Regions from separate parts of the Homo sapiens genome. Here region 2 is linked to region 1. Evidence: chromatin loops called from intact Hi-C (ENCODE). Cell type or tissue: PC-9. All regions are shown on one strand. Links, peaks and the distances in the headings refer to the core of each region. The heading gives the core; the rest is flanking DNA.

Region 1 (5,369 bases), core at 370-5,369:
TCCATCCAGATTCTCCTACTCCTGTATTGAAAAACAGATGGCCATGTCGTCAAAGGTCATTGCCACTTGGAACCCCAAACACATTTCCTTTTGTCTCAGGGTGGCTTCACACCTGTCCTCATCAGTAATGTTTAAAAGCCCTTCTACCTTTGTTATATTGGGGAAGGAGTTAGGACACAAATCTTGAGAAGGCAGAATATTCATCATGTGAATTGACTTAGGCTTTAGTGACATAATTCCAGGAATAGACTTGTGATGATTTTGCTGTTCCTCTTTTCAAAAGTTAACCAGTGCTGCAAACAAAGCAGATTTATACCCTGACAGAGGTGGAATATTGAATACATAGGCCCTTGTTTTACAGGAATAGTTTGGGGAGACTCATAGAGAAGTCAATCATTGGAACTTCTGCAGACACTTATTTGTAACTGGAGAAACACAATCTGAAATAATTTGATTCAATTAAATGAACATTTGAGCAATTACCATAGGACATAGTTCTGTAAGCACCTAGCCTACTATACAGTCATATAATGTTATAGTACTGCGTGATAAAGTACACATTGAACTGTCTTCAACATTTTGAGATGTTAAAAACACCAAAAACACCTGTGTTTATAAGCAAAAAATAGTTACATCTGCAGACTTCCATAATTGGTACCATTTCTTTTTTTTGTTTGTTTGTTTTTCTTTTTTTTGAGACGGAGTCTGCCTCTGCCCCCAAGGCTGGAGTGCAGTGGCGCTATCTCGGCTCACTGCAAGCTCCGCCCCCCAGGTTCACGCCATTCTCTTGCCTCAGCCTCCCGAGTAGCTGGGACTACAGGCGCCCACCACCACGCCCGGCTAATTTTTTTTTTTTTGTATTTTTTAGTGGAGACGGAGTTTCACCGTGTTAGCCAGGATGGTCTCGATCTCCTGACCTCGTGATCCTCCTGCCTCGGCCTCCCAAAGTGCTGGGATTACAGGCGTGAGCCACCGCGCCCGGCCATAATTGGTACCATTTCACCAAAATAAAATTTAAAGTGACAGTTTGCTCCAATACAGCTATGAGAAATTATCTTCTTCAAAACATTTTGCACCAGAAAAGCAAAACATCACTTTCCCTAGAAGGTGACAAAGCAAATAAGGAAAATGCCCTTTAGTTTCCTAGTAATTAGAAAACAGAATAGAAGCTTGACTAGGCAGTCACTACCCCAGAGACGCAACACCATTAACATTAATAATACCACGCCTGTAATCCCAGCACTTTGGGAGGCCAAGGCAGGCGGGCACGTGGTCAGGAGTTCGAGACCAGCCTGGCCAATATGGTGAAACTCAGTCTCTACTAAAAATACAAAGCTTAGCCGGACATGGTGGTGCGTGCCTGTAGTCCCAGCAACTCAGGAGGCTGAGGCAGGAGAATCACTTGAACCTGAGAGGCGGAGGTTGCAGTGAGCCGAGATCGCGCCACTGCACTCCAGCCTGGGCAACTGAGTGATACTCCGTCTCACTCACACACACACACACTCGCCGGGGGGGGGGGGGGGTGGCGCACGCCTGTAATCCCAGCTACACACACACACACACACACACACACACACACACTAGCCGGGCGTGGTGGCGCACGCCTGTAATCCCAGCTGCTTGGGAAGCTGAGGCACGAGAATCGCTTGAACCCGGGAGGCGGAGGTTGCAGTCGGCTGACATGGCACCACTGCACTCCAGCCTGGGTGACAGAGCGAGACTCCGTCTTAAATAAATAAATAAAAAGAAAATGGAAGTGCCTAATATTGCAATTCAGCATTGTACTTTCACATGTGCCCTTTATGGGAATCCTTTTCTTTTCTCACCCGTAATTTCCTGTTCTTTCTCCCAATCTGCACCTCATCCAGCAGAGTCTCCGCCCACAAGCTGCGCTTAGGGAAGCAGGCACTCTCCGGAAACTCTGGACTGAGTAAAATCAATGGGTGCGTGCGGGACTCCTCCACTGATTCTTTGATTCCACAGCATTTGTACAGCACCCACGGGGGCCCCACACTAGGTGGGAAACGAAGATGAAAAGTCGCAGTCTCTGTTCCAAAGACCGCAGAGCCCAGGGCTGCGTTTCCTTCCCGGCCTTTTGTCCAGGCCCCAGGGAGCGAGCTGGGGGAAGGCTCCCCGGCCAGGGCTTCCCCACAGATTTTACTAGGTCAGGGCAGCCCCGGGGAGGCGCCTCCTCCCAGCCGGAACCGCCCGACTCCGCTTCGTCCTCTTGGGCCCACGGACCACTCCCCACTGCCCCAGCCCCAACACCTGCAGATCCTGCGAGCCCGAGCCCTCCCGCGACCGCCCAGAGAGGGTCTGACACCCGAAGGGGAACCCCAGGGACTAGTCCTGCCGTAGTCTAAGCTCTGGTCTCGCGGAGGAAAAGCAGGGGCGGCCCCCGTACGCGGGGCCTGCGCCCTTCAGCCCCAGCCCCACCCTGCGCGACCCCGGGATCTCGCTCGGCGGCGGCCGTTGCCCAGGGCACAGGCAGGGCATGCTGAGAACGCTCTGCCTTTCCTGTGCCTGGACACGGCTCGGGCTGGGATCCCACAGCGCCGCCTTCTGGCGGGAGGCACCCCCGCGGCGCTGTGCATTCTGGGCTCCCTGGATCTCTGAACTTGAATTGGAGCTGCTCCAAGCTCTCCAGAGATAACCTCCTTTAGGGTTACACGAGATTGCCTCTGAAATTGATAGGTATGTAAATTAGTAGGGATTTGGAGAATGTGTAACGTCGCCATTTTCGGTTTCAATTTTTGCTACTACAAGCCGCCTGTCTTCACAATGAAACTGTGTTATCGGCCGGGCGCGGTGGCTCATGCCTATAATCCCAGCACTTTAGGAGGCTGAGGCGGGCGGATCACCTGAGGTCAGGAGTTTGAGACCAGCCTGGCCAACATGGTGAAACCCCGTCTCTACTAAAAATACAAAAATTAGCCGGGCGTGGTGGCACGCGCCTGTAGTCCCAGCTACTCGGGTGGCTGAGGCGGGAGAATCACTTGAACCCAGGAGGTGAAGATTGCAGTGAGCCGAGATCGCACCACTGCACTCCAGCCTGAGCAACAGAGCAAGATTCCGTCTCAAAAAAAAAAAAAAAGAAAAAAGAAACTGTTATTAAATAAAATAATAGGAGTCCATTGGTTCGGACTCAGCTCCAGCACTAGGCTCCAAGAGACCACACCAAGATGGAGTTACTCATGCAAAAGTGCCACATCACCAAACAGGCCAGCATAAGGAAGACCCCTCTGCTTTTTTTTTTTTTTTTTTTTTTTGAGACAGAGTCTCACTCTGTCGGCCAGGCTGGAGTGAAGTGGCACAATCTTGGCTCACTGCAACCTCTGCTTCCCGGGCTCAAGCACTTCTCCTGCCTCAGCCTCCCAAGTAACTGGGATTACAGGGGTGTGTCACCACGCCCGGCTAATTCTTGTATTTTTAGTAGAGACGGGGGTTTCACCATGTTGGCCAGGCTGGTCTTGAACTCCTGACCTCAGGTAATCCACCTGCCTCGGCCTCCCAAAGTGCTGGGATTACAAGTGTGAGCCACCGTGCCCGGCCAGAAGACACCCCCTCTGCTTTAACCTTTAGAAGAAAAAAGTAACTTTGAAACAACCAACCCACTTTTAGTTTTCTGTTTCTGCTTTTCCCAAGCTTTTTCTGTCCATAAAACCAACCGCGGGCCGGGTGCAGTGGCTCACACCTATAATCCCAGCACTTTGGGAGGCCAAGGTGGGCAGATCACGAGATCAGGAGTTCGAGACCAGCCTGGCCATCCTGGTGAAACCCCCGTCTCTACTAAAAATACAAAAAATTAGCCAGGCATGGTGGCGCATACCTGTAATCCCAGCTACTTGGGAGGCTGAGGCAGAATTGCTTGAACCCAGGAGGTGGAGGTTGCAGTGAGCCAAGATAGCGCCACTGCTCTCCAGCCTGGGCGACAGAGGGAGACTCCTTCTTAAAAAAAAAAAAAAAAACCCGCCTTGGCTGGCTCATCCAAACACTTATTCTGTTTTTCTGTTTTTGTTTTTGAGACCGAGTTTCGCTCGTTGCCCAGGCTGGAGTGCAATGGCACGATCTCGGCTCACTGCAACCTCCGCCTCCCGGGTTCAAGCGATTCTCCCGCCTCAGCCTCCCGAGTAGCTGGAATTACAGGTTCGCATTGCCACACCCACCTAATTTTTTGTATTTTTAGTACAGACAGGGTTTCACCATGGCCAGGCTGGTCTTGAACTTCTGACCTCAGGTGATCTGCCCGCCTCGGCCTCTCAGAGTGCTGGGATTACAGGCGTGAGCCACCACGCCGGGCCACTTATTCTGTTTCATGGGATGAAGTGTTGCTCAATTCTAGAATACCAAATAAGCCAATTAAGATTTTTAAACTAAATGTGTTGTAATTTTGTCTTTTGACAGTGCCATTGTACAGGTGATTCACTACTCCACCACTCCACTCACCTACTCACAATGACGGTTTTCAACATTTCAGGAACGGTTTCTACCTTAGGCTCAGAGCAATTCCTACTTCTCCCTCATGAGGAATTGGAGGAGGTGGTGATAAAATTCTTCATCTGGTTGTGAGGTGGTATTTCACACAACTCCTTGATAAATATTGGAGGTGATACTGGATACAGGAAAACTTACAATAATCAGATTGTTACAGGTAGTTAGGCATCAACAGGGCAGCAGAGGGCTCTCTCCCGACCCACTAGAAATGTCAGGTGATGGTTCAGCAATTAACAAATTGCCTCTCTAAGAATGAGAATTCGGCAGCCAGGGAGAGACAATCTCTTGATGGTCCACACCTGTTAACATTAAAAGTGTTAATTGAATACAGCCCCCCAAGCAGCAGCTTCTTGGGCACCCGTGTTAAGAGACAAATGGCGAAGTATAGGCCGGGCACGGTGGCTCACACCTATAATCCCAGCACTTTGGGAGGCTGAGGTGGGTAGATCACCTGAGGTCAGGAGTTCAAGACCAGCCTGGCCCACATTTTATATTTTTTGTATTTTTAGTCTCTACTAAAAATACAAAAATAGGCATGGTGGCACGTGATGGCGTGCGCCTTTAGTCCCAGCTACTCAGGAGGTTGAGAAAGAAGGATCACTTGAGCTTGGGAGGTGGAGGATACAGCGAGCTAAGATCATGGCACTGTACTCCAGGCTGGCTGACAGAGACTCCAAAAAAAAAAAAAAAAAGAAAAGAAAGGCCGGCACCGTGGCTCATGCCTGTAATCCCAGCACTTTGGGAGGCTGAGGCGGGCGGATCACGAGGTCAAGAGATCGAGACCATCCTGGCTAACACGGTGAAACTCTGTCTCTACTAAAAATACAAAAAATTAGCTGGGCGTGGTGGCGGGCGCCTGTGGTCCCAGCTACTTG
Region 2 (5,369 bases), core at 51-5,050, 60 kb before region 1:
TCTGGACTAAACTATTCAGTCATTCATGGTTATTCAGTATTCAGAGCATGAAGTGAAACACCAAAGTATAAAAAATTAAAAAAAAAAAAAAAGGAATCCGAGATACTGTCGTTTGTTGCCGGCCTCGGCGTGGACGCCCCGACCATGGGCCACGCAGGGCGTCTGCCTCCTCCCACCTTCCGCAGACCTCAGGCCTTCAAAGCTCTTCCTTGGTCCTGCTCAGTTTTGTGGCATGTTCTTCTATAAACTTGCTCAAATGCTCCAGATCTCTGTCTCCACCCTCAAATTTAACTGGGTTCTTTTTGTCCCCACTGGGGGCGAAGTAGATGGTGGGGAAGCCCTCCACCTTATAGCGGTCGCTGGGGACGTCGTTGGCAGTGGCGTCCATCTTGGCGATGACCAGGCCCTTTTGGCCCTTGTACTTCTTGGCCAGGCTGTTGTACACGGGCTCTAGCTGCTTGCAGTGCCCGCACCATGGCGCGTAGAACTCGATGAGGACGTCCTTCTTGGGGTCCATCACAATGGAGTCAAAGGTCTTTCCCACCACGACCTTGACGGGTCCCTTGTTGTTCTTGGGCACTGGCTGGGATTTGATGACTGGCTTCAGTTTTCCTGCCAAGGAAAGCAAGGCGGGAGGGGGCGTCAGTGCTGCAAAGGCCAAAGATTCTGGGGGCTCTCTCTGGACCAGGCAGTGAGGTTGGTGTGGCCACCAGACGGGCCAGTCACACAGGAAGAGCCCACTACTGTAGAAAGTAGTAGCTGCTACTCTCTACTCTCTGTCCTTGCAAAGGCCAGAGAGGTTGCAGGTGGCTCCAGCCCAGACCTAATGGGCCATCGGGTCCTGTCAGAGAGGCCATCACAAGAGTCACTGCCCAGGCAGAGGAGTTCCCGTAAGCACTGGCACTGAGGGCCCGGGAGCCATGGGGGGGAGGTGCCAGGACAACCCACAGACATCGGAACAGCATGGCCTGCCCACAAAATGTGGCCAGCGCTGGGGGCCTGGGGCCATGTGCTCAGCCAAGATCAACAGGCTCTGTTTAAAGCTGTACAGCAAGGTGGCCGAGGGTGAAGAGGCTCTGAGTCAGGCTCTGAAGCCACAAGGGGTGTTCAGCACACCCAGACTTTGCCCTGTCTGGGCTCCATCTTCAGATGCCCCCTCTGCACACCCCGGCCCTAGTCTGGAATTTTAGCACATCAGCGCTGGAAATGTGCTAAGGCCGCTGAGTGATGCTAGGTAAGCCCTGAGATGGACTCCGAATCTTGCTTTTGCTTTCAAAGTAAACACTGGGAGAACTGCCAAGAAGAAAATAGTAACACTTGCAAATCCTTCTTCTAAGCTATTCTGGTGCCTTGGAGTTTGGGGTCACACCCGACATTTCTCTGGACGAGAAGTCAGAGTCCCTCGGGGGTGAGAGAGGACTGCTGGCTGACTTAAGGGGGTGTCGTGCCCGTGGCCAGAGCACCAGACGCCCCTGGCCTGTCTGGATTCCGCACGAGGAGCACAGCAGCTGATGGGAGACCCCAGCCCCAGCCACGGGCTCACCTTTTTTGAAAGCAGTGACAAACTCGCGGAGGGTGTCAGAGTCAAACTCCTCTGGCTCCATGGCGAACTTCTTCCCACTCTCGTCCAGGATGGCGGCATTGACATCCTCCCCACTCTCGCTGAGCCCCAGGTCCTTCACCTCCCCAGCATAGTCCTCTTCGTCCGCAATGGCAAAGGTGTACTCAGGGAAGTCCTTGGCCACCTCTAGGACTTTGCTCCGCCAAAACTGAGTTGCTGAAAGGGACCAAGGGCCATAAGCCAGGCGGCCACACAGAGCAAGTCCCAGCTCAGACTCTGAGGTCAGGCTTCAGGTCCTGTCGCTAATATTCTGACAATGCTCAAACCCTGGATTTACCTCAATTGGAGGGAAACATGTTTCTGGAAAAGCCCCACTTGTCACGGGGGCCACAGCTGCAAGCCCAACAGGCCCTTAAGACCTGTGCCCAGGTGGCACGGCCACGCCTGCCTGGGGCCAGGGCTGGTCTAGTCCCAGCTCTGCAGCCTCTGAACTCCTCCAAGTCTCAGCTACGTCAACTCTAAGAGGGTTCTGCACCTGAATCTAAGCTCCCATCCTGCTAAAAAGGGAAGCCATCAATTAAAAAATATACCTGAGCCACCAACGTGCAAGGGCCCCAGGCTGGGATTTCTGAGTGAGCCATGTACATACAGCCACACCTCCCCTCAACACTCCACCTTGCCTGAAAGAACGAGTCCCCCCACCCCCCACCCCCGCAGGTCTTGGTGGGGGTCCCTCACCAGCTCTGTAATCAAAGCTGAAGTCCACACTGTAGTAGACGACCACCAGGGGGCGCCTGGTGTAGCGCTTAGCATCGTTTGACACCTTGCGGTGGCCAACCAGGGGCAGGGCGTACTTCAGCACGAAGTCCTTGATGGCCGAGTCCTGGGTGGAGCCCTGCTTCAAAGAGGGAACAGGTGAGGGGGCCCACCATCTCCCCACCATTGTTCTTGAGTACAATGTTTGAGGGACTTTGGGGGAGTGGCGACTTTGAAGGGGATCAGTCTTAGGAGGCAAAACACCCCAGGGCTCGACCCCACTCAAGCACAGCCCAGTCATTCCCTACCGTCTTTTGGGGCTCCTTTCCCTCCAGTGAACCGTAGGTGGCTTCTTGGGAAAAGGCAAACACCTTGGCCCTTTCCTTGGGGGTGTAGGCTCACTAACCCCACAAAGAGACCACTCAAGGTAGGCCTGGCTCTTGGCAGACAGGAAGGGTTATCACGGGCTGGGCTGTGTGGAACTTTCCACCTTCAGCTTGTGCGGTCTTCACGCAGGAGGTCCTGAGGGCTCACACTTCACAACGACTGGAGTCCCTCACAGACATCGCCCTCCAGGGGTGGGCAGAGCAAGGTCAGCCACCTGCCCAAGGCTGCGCAGCCAGCAAGTGGTGGGTGGGCCTGTGAGCCCAAGGGTTTCCGTGGGGATGGGATACTCAGGGAGGGGTCCTTGTGTGGCACTGAAGGACAAGAGGGCCCCGCTGGTGAGAAGGGAGCAGAAGGCACTCAGGGAGGCAGCAGAGACTGAGGCAGGGCACGAGGCACAAACAGGATCTGGCGTGACAGCACTGGAGGGTGGGATGTGCTGAAAAGGTGGGTAAGGAGGGCCTGGGAGGCCATGCTAAGGCACAGATAATCCAACTATCTCCCAGGTGGCAGGAGGCCGTGGAGTCTTTAACCATGACATGGCGCTGCGTGCACTTCACTCAGCAGGGAAACGCCAGAAGAACTGGGAGCAGCAGCAATGTGCCCAACAGACAAGACTGCATAGATCTTGAAGCGTCTACTGAAAGCTACAGACCCCTTTCCTGGAATATGCACTCACACACAGAGCTGTGTCCGATTCTCGGGATCAATGGCCCCCCAAGCTCATCAGGACCCCTCTTTGGGCCCAGGATCTTATCTCTGGATGGAAGGAAGTGAAGCTGGGGGGAGGGGTCGCAGCAGCCACTATGAGTCCAGGGAAGAGGAGAGTTGCCCTGAGCTTCAAGTTGGCAGAGAAACAGATGGGATGGACACACAGACCTTGAGAAAGAGGGACAGGACTAAAAACTGAGGAAGGAAACAGAGGACATGGGGACCAGAAAGATTCAGGGTGGTTCTCTCCAAGGTACTGCCATGTTCTGGTGCAGGCCCCCGGGATTCCTGTCCTGTCACACCCCCTGCTCCAGGTCCCATGAGAGCCCACAGCCCAAACAGCCAGGGTCCTGACACTATGGGCCAGTAGGACCTGGAAAGGCCCCTTCACCCCAATCTCAGCTCTGCTTCCCACCAGGAGCTGTGGGGTCTGGGGTGGGGGGTAGAGCTCACTTCTCTGCAGCCCAATCTCTGTTAAACCAAAGCTTCAAACTCGACATCTAAGATCCTTCCAAATCTGAGATCTACTCACCGAAGTGCAGGGCCCCTTCTAAAGCACTCAGAAGGCTGAACTGGCCCCAGGTTCCCCTTGGGCTGGGAACTCCCACTGCCCCTCTAGGGCTGAGTGTGTCACACTCTAGGAGGATGAAGTGCAGGGGTGCAGTAATGGAAAGAAAGGCAAAATCCACCCACCAAGGTCAACAGCTCCCTCTGGTGAACAGACAGGGATGCTGTCCCTCTGTAGCCCCCAGCTGGAGCTGCCCGAACAAACACGACTTGGCCTCAACGGAGCACCATGTGCTGGCCCAGGCCAAACCCACAGTGGAACAGGCACTGGAGGGAGACTGGTGATTGCCTGCCAGGAGGGACAAAGGGTGGCAGCAACTGTTCTGGCAAAACCAAGTGGAGCTCTGCCCAGCCCCAGGACCTGCCAGGTGTGCGGGAGCCCCAGCCCTGTCCCTCCGGCAAAGAGAGACCACAGGCCGCCTGCAGAAAACCTGTGGGGTGGGGAGAACGGGCTGGAAAAGGAGTTCCAGACCCTGCAGACAAGAGCGAAACCTCCACGTTTGAAACCTCAGAGGTGGCTCAAAGCAGAGTCCTCATGCCTGCGGGGTGTCCAGGGCTGGCATGGCAGAGGGGCCCGCTTACCTGGACGTCCATCATGTGGCTCCGGGGCTCATACTTGGACTGGAATTTCTCAGGCTGCATTACAACCAACTGCCCCTGGGAGACTTTCAAGAACTTTGCTATTTCTGTGCTGAAAGTGTGGTGAAATTTGTAATCTTCTCTCAGGTTGTTAGCTGAAACGTTAACAGAATAAGATGTAATTTTGAAAATTGCCTAAATGTCTGAGATTTAATTCGTTACCCACATCAGCCAAAGCAAATGTTCTGAAAATGACCACTGTAGGCTGGGCGCGGTGGCTCACGCCTGTAATCCCAGCACACTTTGGGAAGCCCAGGCAGGTGGATCACTTGAGGTTAGGAGTTTGAGACCAGCCTGGCCAACATGGTGAATCCCTGTCTCTACTAAAAACACAAACATTAGCCGGGTGTGGTGATGCAAGCCTGTAGTCCCAACTACTTGGGAGGCTGAGGCGCAAGAATTGCTTGAACTGGGGAGGTGAGGTGGACGTTGTAGTGAGCCGAGATCACGCCACTGTGTACTTTCAGCCTGGGCGACAGAGTGAGACTGTCTTTAAAAAGAAAAAAAAAAAAGAAAAAGAAAAGAAAAAAAGTCACCACCAAAAATTGTGTGGACAATTCCTATAACTTAAACACTTGAAAGGAGGTTCGTTTTTAAAAACTTGGTACAAGGTATAACGTCTAAATCCTGGCCGGCCACAGTGGCTCACGCCTGTAATCTCAGCACTTTGTGAGGCTGAGGCAGGAGGACTGCTTAAGCCCAGGAGTTAGTTCATTTATTATTTATTTGAGACGGGGTCTTGCTCTGTCCC

What was found. Peaks named below come from ENCODE experiments on the same cell type or tissue, not always from the same donor. Only the 100,000 strongest peaks of a DNase experiment are listed, where the experiment ranks them.
Region 2: a loop joins it to region 1, with 4 times the contacts of the local background. A loop is called at or near these places in 87 of 110 quality-filtered maps.

Annotation. Positions count from the first base shown.
Region 1 is chr7:149,063,415-149,068,783 of GRCh38, forward strand. No RefSeq gene overlaps it. Among named protein-coding and RNA genes, the nearest start is that of ZNF786, 25 kb to the right of the region's middle. RefSeq lists an enhancer at 1,891-2,773 and a silencer at 2,263-2,492. In PC-9, for the core only: CTCF peaks have their summits at 2,587 (motif pointing left) and 4,671 (motif pointing right); DNase peaks (open chromatin) are centred at 1,857 and 2,567; H3K4me3 peaks cover 1,638 bases; H3K27ac peaks cover 1,545 bases.
Region 2 is chr7:149,003,598-149,008,966 of GRCh38, forward strand. It overlaps PDIA4 (protein disulfide isomerase family A member 4), which reads right to left. Exons shown (of 10, transcript NM_004911.5): 7 at 4,562-4,713; 8 at 2,300-2,456; 9 at 1,544-1,777; 10 at 1-612. The coding sequence ends at 197. Among named protein-coding and RNA genes, the nearest start is that of GHET1, 19 kb to the left of the region's middle. In PC-9, for the core only: CTCF peaks have their summits at 2,359 (motif pointing right), 2,559 and 4,114 (motif pointing left); no DNase peak of the experiment used is centred there.